2 separate regions of the Homo sapiens genome follow, and region 1 is linked to region 2. Evidence: chromatin loops called from intact Hi-C (ENCODE). Cell type or tissue: heart left ventricle. All regions are shown on one strand. Links, peaks and the distances in the headings refer to the core of each region. The heading gives the core; the rest is flanking DNA. Region 1 has its middle 58 kb from the start of SMIM21. Region 2 overlaps LOC107985177 (a long non-coding RNA gene).

Region 1 (15,703 bases), core at 5,083-7,582, 94 kb after region 2:
GGTTCAAAGTTTTAGCCTACAAAAAAAAAATAGTACCTGAAAGAAGTAATATATTTACAAATAAGTGAAGCTTTAAAATAACAGACTCTGCATCAGGCATGGTCCAACCAGGAGTTAAATGCAGAGAAGCAGCCAGGTAGGTAATGGAGTTGCTTAAGAGCCAAATAGGGAACATTAAGGCAGCCTGTACATTTGTAAGAGCAGAAAGTCACAACAGCTGGAGGCTGGAGGGACAAAGGAAGGCCAGAACAAGATCACCCACAGAGAAGACCCAGAGAAGACCCAGCTCCCCAGGCAAAGGGGAAAGCACACCCAGGCCTCTCCCTCTGACTCCCCCGCCTCTCACCCATGCCCCGAAAGGGCCAGACCTAGCCAATGGCCACCGAACCCTCAGCCCAGGAGATGCAGCCTTCAAACACACAGAGGGCAGGGGAGGGTGAGCAGGCTCCCCATGAGATTCAGCAGCAGAGAGAGGGAAGATTGGCCAGAACAGTTATTTGTCACTCAGGACAAGTGAGAGCTCTGCCAGGTGCCACAAAGAATTCAAAAAGAACCAACCAGGGACGTGTGCTTGAGAGGAGAGAATATGAATTTAGGAAAGTCCCCATGGACAACTTATTCCACCTCTCAGACCCTTAACTTTCTTTTGTATAAAATGAGATGACAAAGTCCACCTCACTAGGAGCACAGTTAAAACCAATAATCACTTGTAGGTTTCCTTTTATTTCCTCCTCCCCAAGGAATTAACAATTTAGAATATAATATACCAATGTCCTAAAAGTAGAAAATGTAACACATTGTTTTCTCTGCCTGTGATTTGTCCATCCCAACCCCTCCAAGGAACTCCAAGTGCCTTGCCATCTCTATATAATTAAGTCCATAAATCTCACATTCACATTTGCCTCTTACCTGTCACCTACCCCCGCAACAAGCCTACTCTGCTCCAATCACAAACACATCAACTTAAAGATCCCTTAAAGATCCCTTCTTTCTGACATTTTACTCTTTAAATCAGGGCTCTGCAAATGACTGTCTGCAAGCCAACTCCACTGTCCTCCTGCTTTTGTAAATAAAGTTTTATTGGCATACAACCACACCCTCTTTGTTTGCATATGGTTTGTGGCTGTTTGCACGCTACAATGGCAAAGCTGAGTCATTGTGACAGAGACTGTGTGGTCCAAAAATCCTAAAACATGTACTGTCTGCCTCTTTATAGAATAAGCTCGATGATCCCTGTTTTAAATGATGGCTCTAAATGCATCTGCTCCCTTGAGAATGAATAAACATTATTCATCAGTCTCTGCCCTTCTTTAAACACATTTGAAATTCCATCACCACCATGATTTCCCAGGCTCATCCAGGTAAAGCCAGTGCCTTCTCCACACCTGCCTGTGCCAGGTGTGGACTTAAGTCTTTATTTCTGAACCTAAAGGAGAGTTTCCCCTGGTACAGGGGCTTCACATTCCAGGGCCTTGGGGTCTTGCTCAGCACCGTACCAACTGGCTGCATGAGGCCTAGCAGGAAGTGCTTATTTAGGAAGAGGTCAGAAGGTAAGTGGGAAAGAAATCCACCCAACCTGACATCTGGCTTGGTAAAGAGAGACGGAAGATGCAGGTGCCTCGGTGAGGTGAAGTGTGCAGACACTTGCCAGACCCCATTAGCAGGCTCCAAGACTGGGAACCATGGAGGAATGTAGGGAGAAGTAGAATCCAAGAATAGAGCACTGAATACTTGGAGGATGGCACAGGCAGGATCTGGACCGCAGACATTTGTGGGAAACAAACTTTCTCCCCCGCAGCCAGAGGACACCCAAGATGCAGACAGGTGCAACCACGAGCTGTGACTATTTGTGCAATTTCATGGCAGTCGCACATGTATTTGTAAAGTGTGCTTCTGCTCTCTATGCTTTGTTTATAAAAATAGGGAAAAGAAAGATTTGGACTGTGATGGTTAATTTTAAGTTTCAACTTGACTGGGCTAAGATATGCCCAGATAACTGGTAAAACATGATTTCTGGGTGTGTCTGTGAGGGTGTTTTGGGAAGAAATTGGCATTTGTGTCAGTGGACTGAGTGGAGATCACTCTCCCCAGTGTGGGTGGGCATTGAGGGTCTGTTTAGAACAAAGAGGTGGAAGGAGAGAAAATGTGTTCTCTCTGCTTGAGCTGGGACCTCCCTCTTTTCCTGCCCTCGGACATCGGCACTCCTGGTTCTCAGGCCTTCATACTTGAACTGAATTACACCACCAGGCTTTCTGGGTCTCTAGCTTGCAGATGGCAGGTTATGGGACTTCTCAGCTTCCATAACAACTGGAGCAAATTCCCATTATCTGTGTATCTCATCCTATTGGTTCTATTTCTCTGGAGAACCCTGATTAAGACATAGACTATATCTGCATTATCTTTCCTTTATCAGAAGGTGGCTTTAGACATAAGTTGTGTCTACATGAAGCCAAACAAGAGGACGGTACAGGAGAGCACTCAGTCCATTGGCAGGTGGTTTGGTCTCCATGGGCGAGACCAATCGGCATGTGCTGGTGACGGGGCTGACAAGGTGCTAAGTGTGCTGGCTGAGCCAAGGCTTCTTTGTGTCAGTAGCAACAAGCCCCACTTAGCCTCTGCCCAGCTACCAAGGGCCAGTGGTCCAGACTCTGTGGTTTCACTGAGCGTAACTTAATTGGAAATTTTTGCAAGTTCCAAACCACATTCTTGTTTATAAGAAAGGTGACTGCATTTGTTGACTTAAGTCTGCATTTCTGAACCTAAAGGAGAGTTTTCCTCAATGCATTGCTTACTAATCAACTTTTTTTCTAGCTTGTCATTTTGTTTAATGTTGCAAAACACGGCAATTTTTTAAAGTAGGATCTGATTTTGCAAAGAGATGTTTAAACTTAAGTGAAATAATGGATGTAACAAAATACCACCAAATATGACAGCTTTGTTCTGCCAATGTAATTTGCTGATTCTAGAAACCAAATGCAGAACAGTCTGTGCCATTCTCAGAAAAGAGCCGTGCATGACAGACACAGAGCTGGGTAAACGCCGGCGCGCACTACATTAAATAGCAGACTTCTGCATTCGGTTTTGCTTTTTATCCACTTGTCATAGCTAACTCTTTAATAATACTCTACTGTTCCTTCCAGCCTGGAGCCCAGGAAGGCGATCTCACATTTTAGCAAGAATATGATATAATATAATGATGCTCCCAAATTATTTTATTTGTAATAATCTTTGTGATGATATTTCAGGAAATCGAGTGTGGCCCAAAGCTCATTTTCAGGAGATGCCACATCAGTGTTTAGGAGACAGACAGCAGTGTTGGCCTCAAGAGTCATGCACATTCACGACATGGAAGCAGGCCTTGAAATGCACATGAGCTCAGAGAGGTGGATCTGTGGCTCCCTCATCACTGCAGAGTCTGGAAACACCAGGAAAGAGGCTCTTCAACAACAAGAAAAATAACAACTGACACCTAGTTTTTTGCCATAAGAGCCCTAGCATACAGCCCCTCTAGAAAGAAAACTAAAAGATAGACATAGATTTGAAATTGATCAGGGAGTCAGAAAACTATGACCTGAGAGCCAGTGCAGCCCACCGGCTGTTTTTGCAAAATGTGTTATTGGAACACGTCCATTTGGTGACACATTTCATGCCACAATGCTGGAGGTGGGTAGGCAGCAAAGACTCTGAAATATTTACTATGCCACCCTTTGAAAAAAGTTAGAAAAGCCCTAACACAGAAGAACATGGATAAACACATATGTAGGTAACAAATCGTACCCCTGATAGCTCACAATGAGAGGGTGGTCTCTTCCACACCAGACTGATAGCCCTTCTCATGCTGGAAACTGTGGTTTGTCATTTCTTCAAGGGCAGAAGTTGTCTTCTCCTCCCCGTTCATCTCCCACAAGAGCTTCTCACTCGTGAGGGGGCGGGAGTGTGCAGTGGATCAGGGTATGGGAAATTCTTTGCAAATTGTCTTCCTTCCATTTCCTATGTTCCTTTGCAGTGTGACTTTGAAGCTCTTCATATCATGAGGTGAAGTCTTTCCCCACCCCTTGAATCTGGGCTGGCCAGTGACTTGGATTGACCCATAGAATGTAGCAGAGGTGGCAGCAGGCCAGCTCAAGGCCCAAGCTCCTGAGGCCTGGAATGCCGTCACGCTTCTGGAACCTGTGGCCTAGCCACCACCTGAGCAGGCCTGGGCTCACCTGCTGGAGATGCCTGAGTGAGCACAGTTGAGACCAGGGGATCTGCCCACTTGAGTACAGCCCACATTGCTGACCCATAGAATCGTGAGCTAAACAACATATTGTTGTTTAAAGTCACTAGTTTAGGGATAGTTTGTTATGCAGCACAGCTAACTGATACACAGGCAACACCGCCAAGTTACCCTCTTCAGCAGGCAGATTTCCAATAGATATAGCCCACTGGTGAGATGGAATCATGGAACCCCTCAGTTCAGAATATTCCTTATGGAGAAAATAAGGGAAGTGAGCTGTTTTAAATCCAATGAGCACGCATGTAAATCACCCATCAAAAATCAAAAATAAACTAAAACAAGCCCTAGTAAGTGGTAGCAGTTGTCCACTTCAGAATAAAAATAGGGATGTCTACTGATCTTGTGATCTAACCACATTTTAGAAGGGTCTCTCTGGCAGAACTTGGGTGAGAGGGAGCAATAGGAAGTGGGGAAGCCTTAATAATTTATTGAAATAGAAGGGACCTTATCTAGGCCCATGCACAGCAAAGGAGATGAAGTGGGGATGGTTGCAATAAATAAATTGGGAGGAGAACGGAGCTTGGGAGTGATAAACCCCTGGTGAAGTTGTTGAGTGTGGGCACCCATGAGATACATAAGTCAAATGATGTAGTGGAGAGCTGGTGGGATACATTCATGCTCTTGTGCAGTGAACCTTCTTTGCATTTCTACTTGCCAGACACTTGCTTGCTGCTTCACTTGTATCATTTCCATTTACCCTCAAAGCAGCTCCACAAGGAAATACCTCATTTTTCAAAATGAGAAAACTGAGGCAACTGACGCCCCACAGTCATGTCACATGGACTGCTTTATTCGTGGGATCTTAGAGTCATCCCACCTTAAAGCAGCCGTCAGGAGACACGTGGCGGCCTCCCCCATGGGTACCCATGACCTCACTTCTGCAGGAAGCCTGTCTCACAACCTCCCTGAGAGGTGGCCATTGGATACACAGCTTCTACTTAAGTCTTCCCAGGACGGGAGCTCAGTGACCTATGAGGTCACCAACTCCAGTGTTCATTTATGGGTGATGCTAATTTATCCAAAATTTATCCATCAACATGGATTGCACACCAGACACTGTGGCTCGTGCTGAAGTTGTGAAGAGGAGTGAGACACTCTCCATCCTTAAAAAGTGCAGCTGCTGTAACACTCAGTCTTAATATAGAGGAACCTGGACAAGGTGGGAAGCCCACACTCAACATGGAAAAAGTAGTATGGAGGCAGAGCCCAGGTGGGGGAAATGTCCTTAGCAAGAGACCAGGATATACAAGAAGTTTCTAAGGCATCACGTGGGAGCCCAGCTTAAAGAAAGCAATACTTGAAGTATTATGGAGAATTAAATGCTGGCATCCTTCCTGCTGTCTCCTAGTGCATGCGTGAAGGTGCCAGGTTCTAATGAGCATGTATTGAGTGCCTGGAGCACACACTGCAAGAACAGAAAAGCTCATTTTATTGAGCACTTGTTGGGTGCTGTATGTCTATCATATCATTTGACCCTTGCAGGAACAACCTAAGAAGCAGGCTTCATTACTATTACCATTCCCATCCCACAGATGAGGAAACCGAAGCTCAGACAGATGAGGTGACCTGCTCAAGGTCACATAGGCAGTACATAGCAGAATCAATATTGAACTCAGGTCTGTCAGACTCCAGCCTAGATTCCCAAGCATTATGCTGAAGTACCCATCACAGCCGTTCTGTCAAATAAAAAAAGGAAAAGTATGGAGTTTTTCATGTTGGAATTTGGGAAGCAAACCACATCTGCATCACAACACAGATCGCAGAGTCAAAGGGAGCTCAGTGTGTCATGGGATTGGCTCCGCTGGGCTTGTTGGAAATTAGAAATCTTAGCTAGAGGCGAGACTGCAAACTAGGAAGAGAAGGCAAATGGAAAATTGGGGTTGAGGTCATTCCCTCCACAGAGGTGCAATGGCAGGAGCCGGTAAGACCCAGCAGGAGGCAGGAGAGGGTTGCAGGAGGTCAGAGAGGAGGGGGCTTCTGGGTCGGGGAAGCAAGGTCAAAGAAGAATGGAAGTGGGCTGAAGAAGGATGATGCAGAGCTATTGTGGGCTCCACGCAGGGGAGTAGCTTGATGAAAATAGCATTCTTGGAAGATTATCCTGCCAGCTATGTATAGGACGAACTGGAGCAGGAAGTGGGGACAGCAGAGAGCCTCGCCTGATGGCTGCTGAGGCTCTCCAGGCATGGTGCAGTGAGTGGGAGTGAGACTCGCAGGGGCAGGGGCCCAGAGGAGAAAATGCACCATGGAGGCAACCGGGAAGAGCACTCAGGACGGCTGCCAGCTCCCTGCGGCTTACAGATGCCGCGTTCCAGGGCCTCCACAGGAGTTAAGCCACTGATGCCACAAGAAGACATTGATCGAAGACATCATTTTATCAATTTTAAGACTACCCATGGCCAGGTGCCATGGCTCGCGCCTATAATCCCAGCACTTTGGGAGGCCCAGGTGGGTGGATCGCTCTCTACAAAAAAAAATGCAAAAAGTCACCAGGCGTGGTGGTGTGCATCCGTGCTCCCAGCTATCAGCAGGCTGAGGTGGGAGGATTGCTTGAGCCTGGGAGGTCGAGGCTACAGTGAGCCATGACCTTGCCACTGCACTCCAGCCTGAGCAACAGAGCCAGACCCTGTCTCAAAAAAAAAAAAAAAAAAAAAAAAAAGACTATCCATGACCTCATATAGGAGAATTGTTTTCGTCATACAAAAGTTTGGTCGGGAGCACTGCTTTTGGCTATGTCTGCCCAGACAGACATTTGCAGTTGTAAATGTGTAGTAGTTCTAATTCTACCAATTATTTCGCCTATGGCTACAAGCACCATTCCCAGTGATATTTCCCCCAGTGGTGTGTGTGTGTCTGAGCTTCTCATGGGATGGACCATAAGGAATGAGAGTCCTGTTTCATGAGTGGTCGGAAGACAGGACATGTGATGTCACTGGCTGTCCAGAGAAATTCTTATCTACAAAACTGATGTCTGGAACCCATAGCCAAGAGTGGACAAAAAACGTACCAGGACTTCATGAAAGACAGCCACACACACGCAGGGCAAAGCATCACAAAACAGTCTCATCCACAACTTCAGTGAAACTAGGTGCCACTAGCTTATTGGCAGGGACTCGGAGATGCTGGTCCCCATGGAAGTGGGCTGGTTCTGTCTGAGTCTTTCAACAAGACCTTTCTATCAAAGGATTGGGGTCTGGAGAAGTTTGAGGGGGATAGGGACAGAGAGCAGGGGGAGAGAAGGGAGTGACAAGACCAAATGCCCCGCTTTTCAGGACATGTGAGTTTCCAGAACAGCTCCCCAGCTGCAGACACTCAATAAATCCTTCTCAGGCCATGTAGTTTATTTTCTATGAAGCCAAATTAACCTTCAGTGTGATTCAGCACGGGGACAAAGCCTTAGCAATATCGGCAAATAGCAAGAGAAAGATGCTCTGATCCTGAGTGGCAACTAACTGTATTTACACGCTTGAATGAAGAGCAGCATTGCATCAGCTTTTTGGTCTGAAGGTGTCCAGGACAAACAGTGCTCATGGCCATCTCTGTGTAAGCAGGTTCCCCTAGGAACAGGAGAGGACAGCTCTCTACCACTCCCAGTGTTTAGCCCAGTGAAGCTAAAACCACGCTCCCCACAGGGAAAGTCTGTTATCTGAGAGGAAGCTTCCTTCCGGGACTCCAACATCTCTCTAAGACCTCTTCCAGATCTGCCTCGGTGAAGACCAAGGCCGTGGTGTGCACTGTAGATCCACCAACCAAGGCTAGCACCACCCGCCTGACAAGCCTCAGAAGAGCAGCCAGTGCCTGGGCTCTGGGAGCCGCCCTTGGATGTCATGACCGCGGGTCTCAACAACAGCGATGGGAACGCAGGGCGGTGGAGGTGCCTGCACGGCACCACATGGCCAACAACCAGTGTTCGGTGGATTTCCCTGCATGGTATTGATTTCTGGAACTCTGGGTGCTTGGTCAGATGAAGATGGGAGGGGACTGATTGCTATTTCCCAGGTCCGAAGGGTGGCCAAGGGGAAGAGGAAGTGATCCTACTGGGCTTTTCGGGGACAGGACCGTGACATCAGGAAGCAGATTTTGGTAAAGGAAGAAAGAACTTCCCAATCATTAGACTGCCTGAGAAAGGAATGGGCTGACTTGTGAGGCAGCGTTCCCTGTTGTAAGAGGTATTTAAGCAAAGGTTCAGTGAATCGTCTGTACAGAAGATCTGCCTCAGGCACACAGGCTTGAGCTGATGTTGGAGCCCCTCCCACACAGGGCATTGGCATGTCCTCTTTGAAGCCCCCACAGAACTGTTGTGAGTCTCCTGGAACTGCCATAACAGTGTTCCACCAACTGGGTGGCTTCAGCAGCAGAAATGGATTGGTTCGCAGTCCTGGAGACGGGGCTAAGTCTAAGATCAAGGTGGCTGCAGTGGTGCTGGTGATTGCTGGTAGTCGCTGGCACTCCTTGGCTCATACAAGCATCACTCAGATCTCTGCCTTCATTTTCCCCTGGCATTCTCTCTGTCTCTGTCTGTCTGCAAATTTCCCCTTTTTATAAGGACACCAGTCACATTAAATTAGGGCCCACCCTGATGACCTCATTTTAACTTGATTACCTCTACAAAGATCATGTCTCCAAATAAAGGCACATTCTGAGGTAGTGGGGGTTAGGACATCAACATATATAAACTTGGGGGAGACGCAATTCAACTCATGACAGAAACCTTTCTGATCAGGGCTAAGTCACCGCATATTGTTGACCTGAGGTGTGTGGCTGTTTCAACAACCCAGGAAGACAAAACTGTTAAAACCTGAGGCGGCAGCAACACGAGGTAAACTTTTTCACAGGACTGCTGCCACCCATGAAATGAGAAAGGCCTTCGTTTCTAAGCACCTCATCCGAGTTCCAAGAATTAAAGATTCCCCTGCAGCTCACTGCATATGACACGTGTGGCAGCTGAGAAATACGCAGTCACTGTCAGCGCTTCCCGAACTCCCCAGGAGCCCCTGGGAGGTAACGTTCCCCTCCATCCCCAGAGAACCTCCCTGTGCAGCTCACTGCCCATGTGCGTGGTCCACAGAGCCACACCCTGCATTCCCATGACGGCTTCACTGTCTGTCCTCCCACGCTGGGTCCTCCATCACACTCCTTCATGCTTCATGTGACAGCCACCATGAGACGACTCCTTGACATAGTGAGGCGTTTCTGCAAGTTTCCATTTAAGTTAAACAAGGCCAGCTTATCCGGGGTCTTGTTTTGACACTTGGTGGTGTGGGTCATACTGGATCCAAAAAGAAAAGATATGTCCACGTCATAAGCACCGATACCTGAAAATGGGACCTTACCTGGAAATGGGGCCTTTGCAATCAAATTTAGATGAGGCCATACTGGACTGAGGTGGGCCCTATTGCAATAAGACTTTGTGTCCTTCTAAGAAGAGGAGAGACACAGAAACACACAGGAGAAGGCCACGTGACGACAGAGGCAAAGACTGGAACGATGCGTCCACAGGCCAAGGAACACCAAGGATGGCCAGCAGCCCCAGAGCTGGGAGGGAGGCCTGGGATGGCTTCCCTAGAACCTTCAGAGAGAGGAGGGCCCTGTCGACACCTAGCATTTGGACTTCTAGACTCCAGACCGTAAGAGAATGGACTTCTGTTGTTTTAAGCCATCTAGTGTGAAGGATTTTGTTATAGCAGCCCTGGGAAACTAACATATTTAGGATGAGGATATAGCAAGATGTTATTATAATAAGAATAGTTGAGGCCGGACACGGTGGTTCATGCCTGTCATCCCAGCACTTTGGGAAGCCAAGGCAGGTAGATCACTTGAGGTCAGGAGTTCAAGACCAGCCTGGCCAATGTAGTGAAACCCTGTCTCTACCAAAAATATAAAGAATTAGCTGGGTGTGGTGGCAGGCACCTGTAACCCCAGATACTTGGGAGTCTGAGACAGGAGAATTGCTTGCATGCCACTGCACTCCAGCCTAGGTGACAGAGCTAGACTCTGTCTAAAAAAAAAAAAAAAAAAAAAAAAAGAATAGTTATACTATTAATAATGAGAAAATGGCAATGTAAGGCTTCCTCTGTGTCCCGCATTTCCACCAACCCTTAGAACAGCCCCATAAAGGAAGTACCTCCGTTATTAACCCCATTTTACATACCGGAAAACAAAGCGACAGGCAGGTTAAAATGACTTGGTGAAGTTCATACCAGTAGACAGGGAGAGAACGGTGAATCAATTAAAGGCCTTTTGGATCCAAAAGCCCAGGCTGTGTTCCAGAGCATTTACCTCAGCACAAGATATGCATATATTTTGCAAATAACAAAGATTTATACCAAATTTATAGACAGAGATAGCATAGACTCTTTGCCAAAATTCATAGTGCTCCCCATTTTGGAATGATTTGCAAAATTATGATTTGGAATTTGTCTTTGATTTCACCCAGAAATATTGACACACATGCTGTTATGGCAAGGCAAAACAGTCCTCATGCTTCGTTCTCCATGAATCCAGAAATTACATTAACTGCATTTGCTGTAATTCATCCAAAATTTAAAATAAATATGAAAAGCATTGCTTTTTTCTGAAGCTATTCATCTCAATATAAATGCAATTTAGATATTTAAATATATCATACTATATCTATACTCATACCTTGAGCCTTTATAGAAACCGTGTTTCTAGTGTATGTACTTCAGTATAAAAAAATCAGGTTTAAAAATATCATTTTAATAAACATTTATCAATTCTTATCCAGCAGAAAAGGAAAACATATTGTCTCCTCTTATCTTACACTGGCTAGAATATATAAATTCATATTACCAACAGCTTCATTTTTCTTGCTTCCTTCTTCCTTTTCTTCCATGCAAATATGCACTTTGGGGGGATTTGCTGTATTAATCAGAGTTTCTTGACTTAGCACTGTTGACGTTTGGGGCCAGATCATTCTGTATTGTGGAGTACTGTCCTGTGCATTGTAGCATGTTTAACAGAGTCCCCTCTACCCACCAGATGTCAGTGGTGAGCCCCACCCCAGCCTGCCCCCCAAAAAACATCTCCAGACATTGCCAAGGACTCTTTGGGAGGAAGGGACAAAAGTGCCCCTGGCTGGGAAATAGGCACATTTACTATAGTGGAAATAGGTATGTTTCCAAATTCTTTCTGGTGTTAAGTTGGAAGACTGAATATTGAGCTTGGAATGAAGCCATATTCAAATAAATAATAACTTGGTAAAGAAATTAAAAGAGTAAACAAGTAGTAAATTTTCAAGCAAATTCAACATTTCTCCCCCCAGGATTCAGCCATCTCAGGGCCTTTTTCTAGGGAGTGGGGCCCTCCCCCGGAGGTGGGGGCTTCAAATCCCCCAGCTTCTAAGCCCAGGAGGCAGCCCCAGAACCCATGTTAGGCCTTCTCTTCCCTCCACTCCCTCAAAGGCCATGGCCCCAGGCTAACCTGCGGGGAATGACTGAGGAATCGTGTCTTGTCTGAACTGCTCTTGAGACCTCCAAAATAACCAAACCTATGGTGGCAAAACAATTGCAGTCCTAAAACAACCCGATGAGGTCCCCACAGAAGTCTTTGTTAAGAACTTTCCCTGGGCCTGACTCTGTGCTGGCTGTGTTTTCCAAGAAGAATGGGCAAACGGGCCCTCCCACTGAGAAGTACTGACCACATGAAAAATACCACAATGCATGGAACAGAGGTGCAGCTATTAGGGGTACGGTGACAGCCAAGACGACTGTGGCCTCCAGACTGCACACTGCACCTAACACACAGTAGGCGCTCTCTCTGTACTTGTGGAGTAAATGATAACTTAATCTTGCAATGCGAAAATAAAAGCAGCATTTAGAATGTCAGTGTGAAAATGCCGTGCTGTTGTGACCTGATCCAACTGCACATGGTGGCTGTGGTCAGTGCTGGTGGCTCCCAGGGTGAGGACAATGCCGACAGTGTACCGAGGAGAGAGAAGGAAAAACAATGATGAGAAGAAGCAAGACCAAAATGATTGAGCAACACCTGAGAGATATGTAGAGGAGAGGACTCAGGGGGGCTAGACCGTCATTTTCAAATATTCCAAGACCTACCAAATGCCGGGGGGGTAGGCTCAGTCCAGATGGTCCCAAGGGACAGAAGGAGGACAAATGCCACACCTGCAAGGCCACTCTCAGGCATCAGCAGCCCAGCCTTGCTTAATTACGTCACACGACCTTTCCAAAGACGTATGACATCAGTCTCCTTTGAAACTGCAGAGATGGCAGGGACTTCCCGTTCACTCAGCGAGCCTCCCCGTGTTCAGATAAATAAATGTTGAAGTTATCACATGCTGCTTACTGAACACACGAGTTGCCAAATGAGGCTGGCTACTCACTGATTTTGTTAAGCTGTGAGTACTTGAATTCAATACAGAACATATTGCCTCTTGAAACACAGTACAGAAAGCCATTTTCATCATACTGGTACTATTCTGAATCAGCTACTCAAAGTTGCCTTTTGAAACTGCCTTTCAGAGGACACCCTGATGTATGAGCCCACGTGAGTTTTCTCATCCTCATGTTTGACCGTTGTTAATCCCTCAACAACACTGTTGTTTACTTTGGTATTCGACTTCCTATTTCAAATGCTGGGAGACATCTTTACAATTGCAACGTTTCCTGAACATACAAGTTTGTTATAGCAGCAGTCTTCTGGGTTCTTGATTTCTGCTGCGAATCCCAGAGAACTAATTAAGCCAGAGCCCTTTCCACTGAAAACCTTGCCCTGTCACTGTCTGCTGCCAGGGGAGCTAACTGGCAGCCATTACACTGCCTGGAATGGGGTAGGGGGGCAGGGGCAGGAGGCCAATTAGTTTACAGCAAGGTCCATGAAGAAGCAAGCTAATCATAATGGAAAAACTTTGGAGGCTGCTCCTCACGTGTTTTAATCTTTTGAGGAAGCTGGTGAATTACCTGTGTATTTCTGGACTCTGCCAGTTCCACACCTGTGCTGCGTTCCACTCTGAGCTTGCGTATACTCCCTTGCTTCATTTTAAAGGTACTGTGTGAGTTCCCACAGCCTTGGGCACCCGCATGTACTGAAATCTGCTGGGCACTAATGTCTTGTTTGAATGATTTCTGCAATGACTGCTGTTCAACTAGGCAAATGCCCTTTGAAAGGGCAAAACCAATTCTCTCTTAGATCAACTGGGGGTGAGACATAACATGGAAAATTCCAGTATAGGTAATAAAAAAAAAAAAAAAGCTATTCCTGAATAAGTTCCATGCTGCCGTTTGAATTTATGCCCCTGGGGAAAAGTCGAAGAAATCAGAACACACAGCTCATTATTATTTGTGTAGATTATGCAAACTTTACCTTTTAGAAAAAAAATGACTAAGTTACAGAGGATCAGGGAAAGAATCTGGACTGTATTTAAGTGAGAGGGATTAGCTAGCAGGATGTTGATTTATAAACGGCAACAACCAATTCCTTATATTCTCCACTGCGGTCATGTCTCCCGCACGGTAATTCCCAGCGTTCCTTTTGAAAGCCCTTGGTACTCAGTTAGCCCCGAGGTATAATGTTTGATAATATAACCACTGCTTCTGTCACTGCGTTTTGTACAAACGCATTATATGTGGCCCAGAATGGTAAAGATTTATGTATGGGTATGGAAAATAGAAATCAGCATTGATTAAAAGCCCCAGATAGACCATCCAATACCGCCCAAAGAACATCAGTTATTTTGCATTTTGACGTGGCGATTGATAACTCATAAATGCAAGCAGGAATGACAAATGCGGATGGAAACTGGCTTTGACAAAAACGATAACAGTATCAGTCTCGAGGGGCGATGGAGGTATAAGCAGGAGCTGTTTAAAATATTTAATCATTTTATGAAGGCTGCAAGATGTTGTTTGACCCTGAAGGAGTGTGAATGTCACATGGATCAGAAATTGCCAAGTCTTTGAAGTGAAATTAAAAAATGGTGTTATTATAGATCTTTCTTGACATCCTATCACTTTTGTATAGGATTAAATATATGTATACAAAGCACCAGATAAAGGACTCCGGCAAAGGATGTCTTGGTTGAAGGGACAGGAAGTAAAGGCATCCTGGTCATGAATTTTTACTTCAAAACCCCAAAGCATTTCTTTCCTTTGCTTTTCTTTTCTTTTAAAGAGTTCTTAGTAAAAAGATGCCATTGGTTTTTAAATAGAGGGTAAACCATCCCTTACTTTTGTTACCTGGGGTCCAGCTGTTGGAATTTCTTCTCTCCTTTTTCCCCAAGCATTCTACCTCTCTTGGGTATTGTGTTTATAGCATATGTTTCTATGTGGACAGTCATACTGAGCACTTACGGCTGTAAATAAACCTGGGTATATTTACATGCTGGGGTTTGCAGGGCCTCACGTGGCCCGTGGTGCATCGGTCATGGAGGCTCCCAGCTGCCGTGCTGCTCGGCACCCAGCAGCTCCTCCAGCAGCCCAAGCCACGGTGTTCTCACAGGTGGCAAAGCGGCTCGTGAATTCCCAGGACTATTCCTCACGGTTCACTCCGGAGCAGCAGCAAGTGGACTGTCACGCTGCTCTTTGTCTTCCCTCTCTGGTGTTGCTTTTCCGGGCTTTCCCCCATCTTGAATTTTCCCCTGTTCCTATTTTGTTGTGTCTGTGGGATGTGGGTGTTGGAAGTGGGTTTTTTCAGAAGGACTGTTTTTTCTCCTTTCTAGGAATGTGTGGCTCCTTACAGGAGCTGGTGTTCTGTGATTCCGAGATATTCTTGTTTTACCCATTTTGAACCACTCTATAGAGTTCCTGGTGGCTGGAACTTACTTCATCCTGGCTGATGGATTCTGTTTTCTGGGATGGGAGCTGCACACGCAGACACACAGAGCAGAGGGAGGGCTTGGGCGGTTTCCTCTTTGGTGCAAGTGTGCATTTCCTCTGTATTCATGGGTTCCACCAACCCGTGTGCAGGGTGCAGGGGAAGTGAGCGTTTGCTGACTTCGTGGAGGGGTCACTACCTGAGTGAGGCTTTCTGACCCCCCACTTCCCTGCAACACACACACACACTCACATGCAGACACACTCAGACACTCATCACCTCACACACACACCTTTACATACATGCACACTCACACTCACTTACCAGACACACTCAGACACTCATCACCTCACACACACCCTCACATACATGCACACTCACACTCACTTACCAGACACACTTAGCCACTCATACACACACCACCTTGCCCATACACAAACACATATAACCATACACTCACACTCATGCAAACACAGCCACTCACACGCACTCATTACTTCACATATGCAAATTCACACACTCACATTCACACTCAAGCCACACTCACCCACACTCAGCCATTCACACACACTCACACTCCCTCACACTCAGCCATTCACACACTCACACTCAGCCACTCATGAACCCTCACACTCGCTC
Region 2 (15,703 bases), core at 6,159-8,658:
GTGTGATTCAGGCCCCCTTGGCTGGGCTGCTAGGTCCCTCAGAGGCCCCTCTGTCCTTAGCACAGATGCCTGTCTTCCCAAGGAATTCGAGGGAGGCCAGCAGCATGTGAATGCCCACACCATGCTTTAGGACGCGGAAGATGCTTAGAGCCAAATGGGAATTCTATGAATATAATGTTAATAAAAATTGATTTTTGAAAACGAAGCATCTTTCTTATACTACTTGCAGGTTAGATAAATAAGCCACATGGGTGATAAATGCCTGCTCTTCGCAGTTATAATTGGCCAAATATTCTTTTACTTATTTTGGCCCCTATTTTACTATGGCCAAAATAATAGTAAATAGATCAATTAGCAGGTTTGAGATAAGACCTGGGGACTTATATTTTTCAGAGCTAGGCTAAAATTCTCTCCCCCCTCATCAATAAGTCGTTGGGTCTCCCCCTCCTTGCCCCGCTTCCCACATCCGAGGAAGGGCTGAGATCCAAATAGTTATCGCACGATGGATGGCGCTCCTTCTTCATGACCTACCACACTCACATGATTTAAGCCATGGTTTTGGATGTTGTTGATGATTTATTGTATGAAAAATGTAAATGATCTGGATGGCAGATGTTTTATATTTTCTGACCATTCATTTTCAGTGGGAATGTAATTAAAATTTATGAAGTGTATCTGCTGAATTGCATTGGCAATTGATGATCTCCTCCAGGGCTGTCTATCCACAGATGATGAGTAATTGTGGACAGAGACGTCTGGTGACAAGGGCAGGATGTGATGTTTCTGCCAGAGTGAAGCGACCTACGCAAAGGACGGGATTCCTTTGCCTTTGTCCCCAGCCCACAGCCCCACCCAGCCCCACCCAGCCTACACCATGGAGAAAGGAAAGGTGGGACAGTGTCTGCTCTTTCCTTTGCAGAGTTTTAAAACTCTCAGACCTTCTCCTGAAAGGCATGTTAGAAGCCCACCACAGAGATCCAGGGAGAAAACATCATCCTTCAGAGAAAACCCACAGAAGGGACTTTGGCAAATTCCAAATCCTCCAGAGAGCTGTCATTGTTTGGCCTTGCAGATCGTGTTTTCAAGCATCGAAGTTACCATGAGAGGATCAAGTCAAAAGATTAGCTATCATCCTATCTATACGCATCCACTAGATGAAATGTGATCGTGCAATTATCAGTTGACGTGTCTACCTCCCTACTAAGCATGGAGCTTCTTGAGGTCACAGTTCTCTGTCTGTCTTAAAACCTGGCCAGCGTCTGACAGCAGAGCCTGCCACACAACCCGTTCTTGCACTTGGTTAAGCTGTGCTGAGGAAGCTACATCTGAGGAAGAGGAATGCCAAAGAGCCAGAACATGCCACACCCTGGTGTTTATTGGCATGGTTTTTCAGTACCTTATGACTTCTTGTGAGACCTTTTCTTTTGTGAAGATGCCAAACTCTCATCATTGATAGCATCACTGTCCTGCAAAGTCCCCAGAGCATTCCGTTAAATTCCCAGGTTCCCAGTCCCCAGCAGGCCACAGAATTGGATGGCCTGGGTGAAGGAGGTCATAAGATGCCTGAGCCGCAGCATTGATGATGTGGACGCTCTGTGTCAGTGCAGCAACTTTCACTTTGCTTCTGCTTCTTTTGCACCTAAATGTTTACTTTAAATTCCACAAGTCAACTTGTGTGTGGTTCTGATGAGAATGTGACCTAAAAGTGCTGTGAGTACAACTCACTAACACTGGGGCTCAAATGAAGACTGATGACCATGGTAACAAAAGAAGACTCTTTGTGTCAAGCAGTTTCTTTTATCACCTCACCTTTCTCCATGGAACACCCTTTTTTATTTCTCTTCTCCCTTCTGTTGATCTTCATCACCAGCCCACCCACCTATTGTTTAATCAGGTACTCTCCAAGCCATTCATTCTATTTCATACAATCAGTAGGATGGCATCTTTGATAGCTAGTACTTCTCACTAAAACAGAAAAAAAGGTAAAAATACTGAAATAACTTATTTTTATTTCATCAGACCCAGATGATCACTCTATTTACTGAGACGCCTGGACACCCAGGAGGTCTTTAAAAAGCATTCACAACTCATGGGAAGGTAGAATTCCTGAGCCAAAGGGCACCTCAAATTCTTTATCACAAGCCCTTTATTTTATAGAAGGGGAAAAAATGGCTAGTGAGCTGAGGAGTGGCAGCTCTGGGACTGTGATTCAAAACTCTGATGGCTCCACATTGCAAGCCCGACTTCTGTGCATAGTCTGATTTCGTTTTGAGATACCAGCTATTTTCTTTCATTTATTCTCTTGGCGCTTCCAAGTCCCAGTAAAACAGCAACTTGGCACTGCATGAAGCAGGGCTCTAGGTGCAGCTGTGAGGATGAGAACCCGAGTACAGCATTTACAAGAACACACTGTGTGCCAGGCCCTCGTCTGGACAGCAATGCTACCATAAGTTGTATGATTACTCCCATTCTACAGGGAGGCAACCTGGCAATTTCCACTTTAACCTTTCATTTCTTCTTCTTTGGCCCTATAATTCCCTTCAAGAAAACTACACTTACAATCTATAATCAGTACCAAAATTTGGTACAAGGATGTTCATTGCAATATATTAAATGTCAGAAGATGAAAAGATGGTTAAATAAATTATGGTAAGGCCAAGCATGGTGGCTCATGCCTGCATTTTGGGAGGCTGAGGCAGGTGGATCACTTGAGGTCAGGAGTTCCAGACCAGCCTGGCCAACATGGAGAAACCCCATCTCTACTAAAAATACAAAAATTAGCTGGGTGTGGTGGCATGTGCTTGTAGTCCCAGCTACTCGGGAGACTGAGGCAGGAGAATTGCTTGAACCTGGTGGGTGGAGGTTGCAGTGAGCTGAGATCACACCACTGCACTCCAGCCTGGGTGACAGAGCAATACTCTGTCTCAACTAAAAAAAAAATAAAAAATAAATAAATAAATTATGGTAGAGCCATATAATAGAATATCTCCTGAATGTAAGAAAATCATGTCTTTATCATTTGACCATAAAATTCTACTTCTACTATTTAGGAAATAAATAATGAAGGGTATCCATAAATATTTAGCTAAAAGTTATGTTTATAGCTTCATTATAAATCACAGATTAACGACAACATAAGTTTCTGATAAGAGTTTATTTGTGAAATAAACTATAATACATTTATGTAGTGGAACACCACACACCGAATAAAAATTATCACACAGACTATTACTCAAAATATTCATGTAATATACTATTTATTATACAGTTAAATCATTATGTTACCAAGCAATATAGAGACAGCGAAATTATACTATTTTCATTCAAATTTCACATAAATAGATAGAAACCAAAAAACTAAAATGTTAACAGCAGTCATTTGTAAGTGAGGGGATTATTACTGATTTTATTTTCTTATCTTTCTTTTCTATAGTTTTTATTTTCCTCATAAAGAACATAAGTACTTACATAGCAAAGAAAAATAAAAGCAATGGTGAAGTCCCTCGTTTCAAAGTTATAATATTAATAGAAAAAATCAGAATACAACTCTCTATCTAAAGTATTACCCAAATTTTGTTTTTAAATATTTGGACTGTAATACATATGCTTCAGAATACCTAGGGAATATATATATGATTATTCTCATGGCTTAGAACTACAGGTGATTTTTATTTTATTCTTCATATCTCTGTTTTGCCAAGTTTTCTGCTGCAAACCTGTATTTTATAATCAGAGAAAACAACAACAATCATAGGACACATAGAGGTAGAATCCGAGTTTTCTTATTTTAGTTAAAATACTAAAAAATAAAGCAGAATATTGAGCGTATCTGGGAAAATTAGAAGGAAAGTGAACACTTCTCTTTCTTTTCTTTAAACTTTATTTTTAAGTGGCTTCCCGACTGCCAGAATGTTTACCAAACTCAGTGCTAAGATTTTCATTGACAAGCACAGGCATGCTATAGCCCGCTTTCCTGTGAACTGTCACAATAAAAAGACATTCACATTTTAGTATTTGGGCAAAATGTTTAACACTCAAACATTTGTATTTTTCCTTCAGTTTTCAAAACAACTTTAAATCTCTCTTTTCAAAACAGTGTTAAATGATGTCACTCATTAGCTAGCAGGTGGCTGACAGTGGAGAACGGTGTTTAATGCTTCCATTTCCAATGCAGCTGGCAGCACAGACCAGGTGAGCGTGCAGTGTGCGGGTTCAACTTAGGACCTGCAGGTTGGGCATTGAATAAGCTGGGGGCGGCACTGCAGGAAGCTGGGTTAGACTTCCGAGCCCCAATCAGGAGCATGAGGCATGAAGTCCAACCTCACACTGTCTGCATGGAAATAGATCTGGGAAAATTAAGCCACTGGCAATAAAGGAATCCGTGCCACCCAGAGTATAAGAGCCATGTGTCCCACATAAGAAACCACTGTCGGAAGTCCAGCTGTCATTTTAGGGCAGACTGAAAAGGAGATACAGAAAGTATCGCGGAAGTCAGCCGGGAGGGCTGTCCTGACCTGAGCCTAGTGACAGCCGAGAAAAAGAATGTGGCGTCAGTGACGTAGTTCACATGGTGCTGGTTATGATGTTTGGCTACAATAGAGTATGAGGTGGCAATGATGATAAACTGTCATCGAATGGACATAAAGGATGAAATAATCTTGAATCCCTCCTGAGCCCACCAAGCCAGGCTAAGCCTAGAGAGAGTCTGGGGGAGGCTCTGCGTTTGGATACCCAGCCCCTGTGCTGGAGGAAAGCTGTGCATCTTAAATGGAGTCTCCGAATCCAAATGGCTGGGGTGGGGTTGAAAGCACTTTCTTTCCTACACTTAAAAGGTATTTTAAGTGTAGGAGTGAGTGGCATGCTGGGATTTCATTAAGATCTCTTTGGGGAACACAAAACACTTAGTGCCTGACTAGGCCTTGTTCGTATCAGCACTGGGTTTGCAGCCAGACGGTTTTTTAAGCCCTACCCATAACCATTGCCCCCGAGTTGCTCAAAGGGACAACAGGGGTTGACACAAACCAACCATTCAGTCAGCCCAAGGGACGGGATAAAGTCTTCTGTGACCCTGTGCTTGGAGGTGCAGATGGCCCAACTTGTGGCATGAAATGCCACCAGTAATGGGCGACACTAAGACCTGAAATTTCACGGAAAGGCCAGCATGGTAAGTGTGTCTGCTTCGTAAGATTTTTGTGCAGATTAGGTGAGAGGAGAGGCTGTAGGTTCAGTGTGGAGGACAGGGGCCAGCTCAGAGCAAACGCCCAAGTGTGGGTCCTTAGAACCTTATTATTCCTCTCGCTTCACATTTGCTTCGCATTTCACAGACTTCAAAGCATTTTCACTGAGCATCCTCATATTCATTTCTCACCTTAGCTGAGAGGTAGAGAGTGGGGTGCAATTATAATTACGCCCATTTTCCATTCATGGATCTGATGGGAGTTTCGCATTTTGCCCAGGGATGGTGTTGGGTGGTAACAGGCCGGGGTTCCGAGGCCCAGGGACTCTGCTGCCCAGTGCTCTACTGAAAACGCCAGGCTGCCGTTCCATGGTCATCTGCACCTGCACTACAGCTGTGTTGTTTTGTGATATCTTTTTCCATGGTAAAAGCAAATGATTTATAAACGCATTGATTGACACCACCAGAGCATTCCTAACAAGGATTCTTTGGTTCAGTAGAGATAACCCAGGCAAGAACAGGAAGAAAACCCACAAGGCTCTTGCTCCTGGAATGAGTGAATGATTTTTCAACCACTAAAACTCCCCTCTTGTAAATTCTTTCTTTCTTTCTTTCTTTCTTTATTTATTTATTTATTTATTTATTTATTTATATTTTTGAGACAGGGTTTCACTCTGTTGCCCAGAATGAGTGCAGTGGTATGATCTCAGCTCACTGCAGCCTCAACCTCCTGGGCTCAAGCGATCCTCCCATCTCTGCTTCCTGAGTAGCTTGGATTAGAGGCACATGCCACCATGCCCAGTTGATTTTTGATTTTTTGTAGAGCTGGGGTCTCACTACGTGGCCAGGCTAGGCTTGAATCCTGGATGCAAGTGATCCTTCCACCTTAGCCTCCCGAAGTGCCGGGATTCCCACACCCAGCCTTGTACATCCTTCCATAAGCTCCCATGCATTCTCTCAGATGTGTCTTGTTTCCTGGTTGTGGCCCCTAACCTGCCCCTGTACTGTAGAGTCTTTCCAGGAAACCAAGGGCTGCAGATGCAACATTAACAACATAGATGGTGGTGAGTGTTCTCCATTGAGTGCCTGCTCTGTGGTGGGCAATGAATGAAGATCCTTGATGACTTTCCGTAATTTAGTCCTCACCATAACCACTGGCAGGTAACAGCCCATCAACTGATAAAGGCAGGATCTGGACTGAGGCATGACCAGCTCCAGATGCAAAGCCCCTTACCCAGGTGCTAGCCCACCTGCCTGGTGGGGGAACCAGAGCCAACACTGCCCTCTGCTCCCTTCCCCCCTGGGCCCCCTCCCACAGGCTTCTGCAAAACCAGGTTGCATAAAACCAGGTGCCTTTCACCTGCCAGGTTTCATCTCAGGCCCTGCGTTCTTAATGATAACCATAGATTTCCCACTGGGAACCTGGGCCATCTTCCTCGTCACAAGGTAGCCAGTTGAAATGAACACAGACTCAGGCTATTGGGACCATCATGCCCCCTCATAGCCTGGGGGAGAGCTCTGCAGTAGCCTCCAGAGTCCACCCTCTCCACCATGCTTCTTTTCTCTTCTGAAGCTTCACCACCCCCACCACACCTGCGACCTCTTCTCTCTAAATTTCCATAACTGTCCTTCACTGGGCCCACACCCAGGACATAGAAAGATGGAGGTGGTGACTCACACACGGCCTGCTGTCTGAGGGAAAATGGGGACATTCAATCAGAAATCTCAATAACATGGGAAGAGATTTAAGATTGAAAATGCCCAAGAAACACCTAAAGGAAAAGAATCGTGGTCTGGGAGACTCTGGCCTCCTTTTCTACACCACAAGAACGAGCCTCTTCACGCATGCTCTCTCGCCTCTTGCACTGACTCCTCCGTAAATGTTCTTCTGGGTCTTCTGGGTGGAACCGCAGTTTGTTCAGCCCTCTCTCTCTGCACACCCCAGTAGGCCTAGTGCAGAGTTTGGCTTTGCATAGGTGCATGGCTCAGCACCTTCGTGCCGAAGAGCCTCAAGGGTCTGGGAGCTACTGCTGCATCACAAACCTCCCCAGGCTCAAAGGCTCACAGTTCAACACGTTACCCATTACTCTTCACACGTTTGTGAGTCAGTTGTGCAGTTCCGGTGATCCTGGATGGGGATCCTCATTCCTCTGTGGGTGGCTGTGGGCTCTGCTGGGATGGCTGATGGGGCATGGCCTTGAGGACACAGTCAGGTCTCCTCTGGCATCTGTTCCTCCCGCCGGCAGGCCAGCGTGCTCCTGGTAGTGGCAGCCTCCAGGACAGCAAGCGGAAACACAAAAGCACATTTTTAAAGCCGGCAAGTATGGATGTGACTCCCGTCCCCTTGGCCAGGACAAGTCGCTTGCCCAAGGCCAGTGTGCATGCGGGAAGGCACAGGCCTGAGAAGCCAAGGGGCATGAAAGTGGGAGGCTGTGAATGTCGGGGACCCAGCGTACCTCATCCCGCTGCAGAGGGAAGCTTGCATCCAGCCAACCCAAATCCTACACACTTCCATTTTAACGGGTTTCACTCTGAAATAAATGAATGTTTCTCAGGGCAACATTACATCCAGTTCTGCCAGTGCAGAATCCTACGTCCTTTGTGCGGGCTGTGCAGAGTCCTGCGAGGCCCCTGGTAGACAAAAGATGGGCCGTGAGAAGCGGGTCCCACGTGAGGATGACGAGAGGGTGGGAAGTGCCAACACAGATCCCACTTGGAACTTCATCTTCTCCAAAGAATGTCAAATTTTGAGTGGAAAGGGGAAAAAAAGGGGGGAGCCCCAAACGTAACACAACACTCCGAAGTCAGTTCTTTTTCTCTCTTGACTAATTAAGCTTAACCAGAATGGTGGGGCTGTCAGGCGTGGGGAACCTTTCCTGAGAGAAGAAAGGAGCCGCTCTCCAGGTGGGTTCCCGACTCTGGCTGGCTCCCACCACAACATACATTTGGCATCCATGACAGCACCATCAAAAATAATAGCGAGAAAGCTCACTGTCTGTCACGACGGAATAATTATGTATGGGCTTTCCTTACACTCAAGATGGATTAGATATTTCATTGAGGAAAATATATGTGGCTTTTAAAAAGAATGTAATGTATTGAGGGCACTGCTGAGATTAATAGCCAAATAAAGAATTTTTTAAAAAAAGTTCTGTGTGTGTATGTGTGTGTGTGTGAACATGTCACTCATGAAGCGATGGGAGATGTCATTCCTAAGCTGGTTAATTACAAAATGCATTAATGTTTTATTATACCCTTATCAGTAATTAATCACCCACTTTGATGTAAAGTTCAGCCTCAGAAAAGTATCATGAAATTGTCCTTCATGTATGAATGAGGATTTTTAGGGGTGAACAAAGACCATGACAAAGATAGAAGTGCATTCCCCCGGAAAGAGGACAGGGATTAGCCTTGTGTGAATCTTACACTGTGTGTGTTTTACCCTTGGGGTGTTTATGAGGCCAGAACCAAAGGAAGCAAGAGAGAGAGAGACAGAGCAAAGGAAGAGAGAGAGAGAGAGAGAGAGAGAGAGAGAGAGAGAGACAGAGAGGGGGTTGTCTCTACAACAGGGGGATGGGGAGCTTTCCTTAGTGGTGTTCTTCAGGTGCAGAGTTTGAATAAAAATGCAAAACAGGATGCTCCCATTCAGTAAATATTATCGTTTTTATTCACTCATTAATTAAGTTGCTTAATTGCTGCTGTCAAAAGACTCTTGAGTTTGTGACTGGGGCTGCTGCACTGTTTTGATAGGAGCTGAAGGAGAGAAAGGCAATATTGCTTGCTCGCTTGGCTTTCTGAAGAAGGAAGCCTCAGTGAGGCAGATCAGAAAGGATCCAAGAGGGTGATGTGGAGAGGGAACACTGCTTCTGGGGGGAAACGGCCAGTTGCAGGACTCCTATAGGAGGCTATTTCATTACTGTGATGGATGCCCATCGCCGGCATATTATCATTTCAGTCATTACTCTGTTAAAATCACTTTTATGCAAAATATTTCCCCCTTTAATCTAACTTCCCAAGAGGGGCAGGAATGGAAATAGACTCTGGCCTTGTCAGTCAACACAATCCTACATCCCTTTGTATCTGCTTCAGAGGAATGACTCCGGGCTGTTTCGGAACACATCCTGTCCACTGCACTCCATCTGCAAATTCCCAGTGCTTCCAGGGCCTCCCATGCATAATGCTCCACGTTTCTTCACACTGGGGTGATCACATGTCCCACAGAGCCTAAGCCAGACTGCCGCTCAGCAAACACATACCAGAAATAGCCTACAAAGTGTCTTGGTGCTGACATTTGATTAATGTTCCCTGGCCTTTCCGTGCTCAAATATGCTTTATTTGAAATATTTGAATAACCTTTGAGCACACCCTTCCTAATTTGTCACCCTGTGCACACCCAAAAATAATAGACAGGCTAATCCCGTAGTAACAGCGCCCTCTTGCCCAGGAAGAGATTGCTCCCGCCATGTCTAAGCACACTGGGCTTCCCCAGAGGGGTGGCTCCACCCCATCTACCACCGAAGCATGGAAAAACAATGAAGAACAACAACACTGGCCCACTGGCATCACCCTCAATGGGAAAAGTGACGGTGGATCTGCACAGTAAACATGGGTGTGTGTATCTGACCTTCCCCAGAGTCTCAGGTAGAGGGGAGCTCCAATCAAGTTAACTCTGCTTCCCTGCCTGAGGGCAACTAAATGTTTTTCTTTTGCCTTTCACAGTGTAGCTACTCCTCCAACCAGTGGAGCCAAGGGCATCTATGTGTGCATGCATAGGCCACTTTGCATTGCCTGTGTATCGTGTACATGTGTAGGTTGTTGCATATGTGTGCATGTGTGGATGGTTGCATATGTGTCCATGTGTCCATGTTCCCTACTTTCTCAATGACCTCAATTGCATGCTTATTGGGTGCCTGGCTGATAGTTTATCTAAGAGGAGCTGCCACGTGGTGAGCCTCACCTGCAGGCTGGAAAACCAAGCCACACAGATAACATGATGAAGGGCTAGGAGGTCAGGCCAGTTAGCTAATGAGTTACTTGAATCTTTATTTTTTTGTTAAAATACAGCTAGACATGTTGGAATCCTGATGTCAAATCGCTATGAATTTTGTGCCAAAAAAAAAAAATCTTCATTTTCCGGGCTGCCATGGGCTTTGCTTGCATATGCTGGGCAATTACTCTCTCCTTTGCCATGAGGAGGGTAGGAAGAAAGGAGGGAGGGAGGGAGGGAGGGAGGGAGGGAAGGTTGAGAAGCATCTCAGTTCACAGCATTATTCTCATCCTCTTCAATTTTCTGAGAAATTCATTTGCATTTAGGACAAGGTGACTTGGACTTGCTTCTGTTTTCCACTACCTTCATGAAGGAAGGTGGGGAATAGTTGTTATAATTTTCTAACACTTAACTTACAAATCTAATGGTTTTATTTGACTGTCAAACCCAACTCTGTGAGACATATTTAAATGCCTTGGTATCTTGCATCTAGGGGTAATTAGGTAAGATTGATTAGGTAAGATACTAACCATGGGGACTATCAAATCCCTATAATGGGCTGAATGTGTCCCCCCAAAATTCATATGTTGAAATCCTAACCCTAATGTGATCTTATTAGGAGGCGGGACCTTTGCGAGGTGATTAGGTCATGAGGGTGAAGCCCTCATAATTGGAATTCCTGTCCTTATAAAAAGACACCAGAGAGCCCCTTCACCCCTTTTGCCATGTGAAGACACAGTGAGGAAGCAGGGCCTCACCAGGCACTGTACCCAGCCTCCAGAATTGTAAGAAATAAATTTCTGTAGGTTATAAGCCACACAACCTATGGCCTTTTGTTATAGCAGCCCAAATGGACTAAGACAGGGGTCATTATATCCTACGACTGGTAGACAGAGATGCTGAAGTTTGTATAGACCAGGAAACCCAGGAGCTCAAATCATAAGGAACCTGGAGCAGAGGGAGGGGAGGGTGGAAAAGGGAGACTAGCGGAGCAAGAGCTCTAACACGATCATGCTGCAAATTCAGGATGAGTTAGAGGGAGGCAACACCATGTCTACATCACTACACTTCCAATAACATTAAATGATTTAGATGATCTCAAGCTTCTGAAAATAGCAGCATGAACACAAGTGTTGATCTAAAACAGGAAGATTACAACCATACCACAGATATATGAAATATTTTCCAGGAAAAGAAAAAAAGCCACCAGGGGAAATATGGTTTTACCTGTTATTATTCTTGTCGTGTTGCAAGCATTCAGGTAGATAGTCTTTGTTTGAGTAGGAAATGACACAACTTTATGCAATATGGACAACATTCTGGAACAAAATTCTAAAAAATGTAAAATTCTAGTTTTTGACATCAAAAGTCAAATGTTCTAAAAAATGAAGAAAGAATTATTTCACTTAGTGCTTATGTTGGCTTTCTATTACTACTACAACAAATTACCACAAACCTACAGACTTGAAACAGCACAGAGTTATCATCTTGCTGTACCGTGGGTCAGAAATCAAACACGGGTCTCCCTGAGCTAAGATCCAGCTGTAGGCAGGGTGTGTTTCTTTGTTTGCTGGAGAGGAGAATCCATTCCTTCCTTTTCCAGCTTCTAGAGGTCACCCACCATCTTTGGTTGGCAGCCCCTTCCTCCATCTGCAATCCTGTCTTCTGATTTAAGTACCCTGTCAATCTCTTTAACTACCCTCTTCTACTTTTAAGAACTCTCATGATTACACTAGACCCAACTGGATAGCCTCCGTATTTTAAAGTCCACTGATTAGCAAGCTTAACTCCATGTGCTCCCTTAATTCCTCTTTGCCATGTAACTCACATATTCCCACATTCCAGGACTAGGATGTGGACATCTTTGGGGGCCATCATTCTGCATACCACACTGCTCTTAAGGTAAGCAAGAATAACATGAATAGTTGAAGGAAAGGCCGTCCCAGCAGGCAGGGATTACCACACTGGGCGGGCCAAACACTCTCCAGACATGCCATGGAAAGTGCAGAAGATTGTATGATCAGACCAATCTGGGAAACGTGAGATCATCACATCTTTTTCCTAGAGGTTTGTATGGTTCCTGTGTCTGCTCTAACAAAGTACCACAGACAGGCGGCTTGAAACAATAGAAATTTATTCTCTCACAGTTCTGCAGGCTAGAAGTCTGAGATCAGAGGTCAAGATGTCAACAGAGCCCAGCTCCATCTGAAGCTGATGTGGTTTGTTTGGCTGTCCCCACCCAAATCTCATACTGAAGTGTAATTCACATAATTCCTACCTGTGGTGGGAGGGACCCAATGAGAGGTAATTGAATCATGGGGGTGATTGCCTTCATGCTTTTCTGGTGATAGTGAGTGTGTTCTCATGAGATCTGATGGTTTTATAAGGGGCTTTCCCCCCTTCTCTCTGCACTTCTCCTTCCTGCCATCATGTAAAGAAGGACATGCTTGCTTCCCCGTCCACCATGATTGTAAGTTTCCTGAACTGTGAGTCAATTAAACCTCTTTCCCTTATAAATTTCCCAGTCTCAGGTATGTCTTTCATTAGTAGCATGAGAAGGAACTGATATAGAAACCTATAGAGGAATCCTTCCTCGTCTCTTTCAGCCTCTGGTGTTTGCCAGCTGTTCTTGGCCCTCCTTGGCTTATAGATGCATCACTCCCATCTCTGCCTCCATCATCACATGGGCATCCTCTCCCTGGTCTCTCCCTCTCTCTCTCTCTCTCCCCCGCCCCCTCTCTCTGTCTCTGTCCTACTCTTACAAGGACACCAGTCATATAGGATGAAGGGCCCACCGTAAATCCAGTATGACCTTAATTAATTACATCTGCAAAACCCTTATATCCAATTAAAATCATATCAACAGGTATGAGGACTTCAACCTACCTTTTTGGGGAGGTAGAATTCAACCCATAACAAGGCCCACACTAAGGATGCGCATTTTAAAGAGTCTGAGAAGTACTAGGGAAGAAATCCTATATAACTCCGTTTAACCTACAGCTTCCCAAATTTATGACTATAGAATCGTTTTGAATAGAATGCCTTTTAATATGCCAAACAACACATTGTGGGGAATGTAACTCTAAGGAATAATTAATATTGCAATTCTGCCACTAAACACATTCTTTGATTTTGAAATTCTTACATTTATCTGATTCCTTGTCTTTAAAAAATCACTCCACTTATTCTTTAGCAGTTTTCTGACATAGCATATTCCACAAGAACTCCAGAATTCCTCTTCTGTTATATTATGACTTTTATATGACTTTCTTTTTTCATGTATCTTACTGAAGAATGGCTTACATACAGTGAAATGCACGAATATTAAGCATGCAGTTCAATGAGTTTTACAAATGCATACACTTGTAAAACCCACACTTCTATCAAGACACAGGAAGATCTTTTATGCCCCTTCCCACTAAATCCTCCCACCAGAAGTACTCCCAGTTCTGACTTAAGTTACCATAGATTAATTTTACCTGTTCCAGAACTTCAGATAAAAGAAATCATATTGTACGTACTCTTTCATGTCTGGCTTCTTTTATTCAGCACGATGTTTTTCAGATCCATCCATCCATCTATGCATCCATCCATGAGGTGTATCAGGAGTTTATATTTTTTTTATTGATGAGTAGTATTCCACTGGATGGATAAACAAAATTGGATTATCTTTTCTCCTGTTTTTAGATAGCTGGTTTGATTCCATTTTCTGTTATTATGCATAAAGCTGCTGTGAACATTTTGATATAAGGCCTTTTGTGGACATACGTTTTTATTGCTCTTGGATAAATACCTACAAGTGGAATTGCTGGGCCATAAGGTATAAAACATAAGTATGGTTAACTTGTTAAGAAACTGCAGCAGTTTCATCAAGTGAATGCACAATTTCACACTCCCACCAGTCAGGTATGAGAGTTCCAGTTGCTCCATATTCCCACCAACATTTGACACTGTTGGTCTTTTTCACTTTAGCCTATATGAGGATTTCTTCGCCTTTTAATAAATCCTTCTATGCCTAAGATAGAACCACAAGTAAAATCCTAAAGCAGGATCTTGTTTATGTTTTCATTTTAAAGCACAGATAGTTTAAGCTTAAGGAAGAGCCTATCCTTTTTCAATTTAGATCTAGGAAGACTGTGAGGTTCAATCTATTCTAGGAAGATTGTGAAATTCAAATATATTTATGTATTTAAAATACTATATTGCTAGCCACCAATGACTCAAAACGAATAATTTTTTAAACAACAATAATCAAATTAATGAAGTTTATATTTTGTTCTTTCGTAAATTTGAACTGGAATGCAACACGTGGATAGAAAAATATGAAGCTATATTTTATACCTATGTCAAACTATTTAATTATAAATACTGAGCTAGAAAGCACTAAAGACTAATTATGTCCCCAATATACCTACATTCACAATGGTTATAACAGAGCAAATAGAGTATAATGTAACTTATAATATTATCATAAGTTGAGACCTTAAGGGGACTGAAATATGCTCACATTTATGGAAACTAAATTATGAAATGACTCTAGAATCCACATGTTAGCAGTGGTTTAAGGCAGCCTGTCAGTGATTAGTATACACCAATGCATATATCAATCATGCTGCACTAGTAGCTTTGGTGTGATGGTTTTATTTTTATGCAGAAATTTCATTTCCTAGAAGTTGTAAGCTCTCCTACGAGAGTCCTCCTATGGAGTACGTGGGCGTTCTGAGGCTCTGCAGCCCCTCAGGCTCTGCCCTGGCAACAGTGCCTAGCACCATGCTCGCCTAGACGTGCTCTTGGCAAAAAGCCCTTCTGCCCAGGAGACTCAGAGGGCAGCCTCAGGCCTGACCACAGCAGCCCTGAGAGTCCCTCTTCAACTTCCCAGGAGATGCTTTCAGGGGCAGGAAAGGGGTCAGGAGCCAGGCAGCTTCAAAGCTTCAGCCCTGACCCAGGCCCCAAAGTCGTCAGGGCACCAGCAGCTCCCCTCTGTAAACCTCTCTGTGGAAATTTTTAACCTAAAATAATTTTCTCTCTTTCTCTCTTTACAACTGAAGAAAAGTACTCCTTAGAGCACGCTTTAACTACCTACCTTCAATGTTTCATAGTCAGGGAAGGCGATACAAATCAACGTGTTTAAGTAGTTCCTTTACTAGCGTTGATAGAATCCTAAAATCGCCCTAAAGAAGTGTCTTTGGTGAGGAGTGAAATCGTATCTGGAAAGCCGATTGCATGGCGAGGCTGTCTGGCGATGCTGCAGTACTGGAAACAGGAAGGCTTGTCCTAAAGTCAACAGGGGTCAGAACCGCATATAAACCGAAGCCAGCTCTGCAAGTCCGTTTCCAGAGTCACATTTTCGGTCTGGGGGTGGGTTGGGGGCGGAGGGAACACGCTTGATTCATCGCCTCAAATAGTCACGTTTAGGAACATTTCAGGGCTGTGTTACTTCTGAATAATTTGTCTGATCGCTTTGATCCAGGCTGTGGGGGTGGGGCGTGGGCAGAGGGGAGGCAGCAAAACCCTACAGGCGGGCCTTTCATTTCAGGAGC

What was found. A loop is a pair of places that touch in the nucleus more often than their neighbours do. Peaks named below come from ENCODE experiments on the same cell type or tissue, not always from the same donor. Only the 100,000 strongest peaks of a DNase experiment are listed, where the experiment ranks them.
Region 1: it touches region 2 in a loop (2.0-fold over the local background); 1 of 110 quality-filtered maps calls a loop at or near these places.

Annotation. Positions count from the first base shown.
Region 1 is chr18:75,361,606-75,377,308 of GRCh38, reverse strand. No RefSeq gene overlaps it. Among named protein-coding and RNA genes, the nearest start is that of SMIM21, 58 kb to the left of the region's middle. In heart left ventricle, for the core only: a CTCF peak has its summit at 6,208 (motif pointing right); no DNase peak of the experiment used is centred there.
Region 2 is chr18:75,456,314-75,472,016 of GRCh38, reverse strand. It overlaps LOC107985177 (a long non-coding RNA gene), which reads right to left. Exons shown (of 3, transcript XR_001753505.2): 1 at 15,247-15,703; 2 at 13,685-13,805; 3 at 3,136-7,448. Among named protein-coding and RNA genes, the nearest start is that of SMIM21, 36 kb to the right of the region's middle. In heart left ventricle, for the core only: no CTCF peak of the experiment used is centred there; a DNase peak (open chromatin) is centred at 7,453.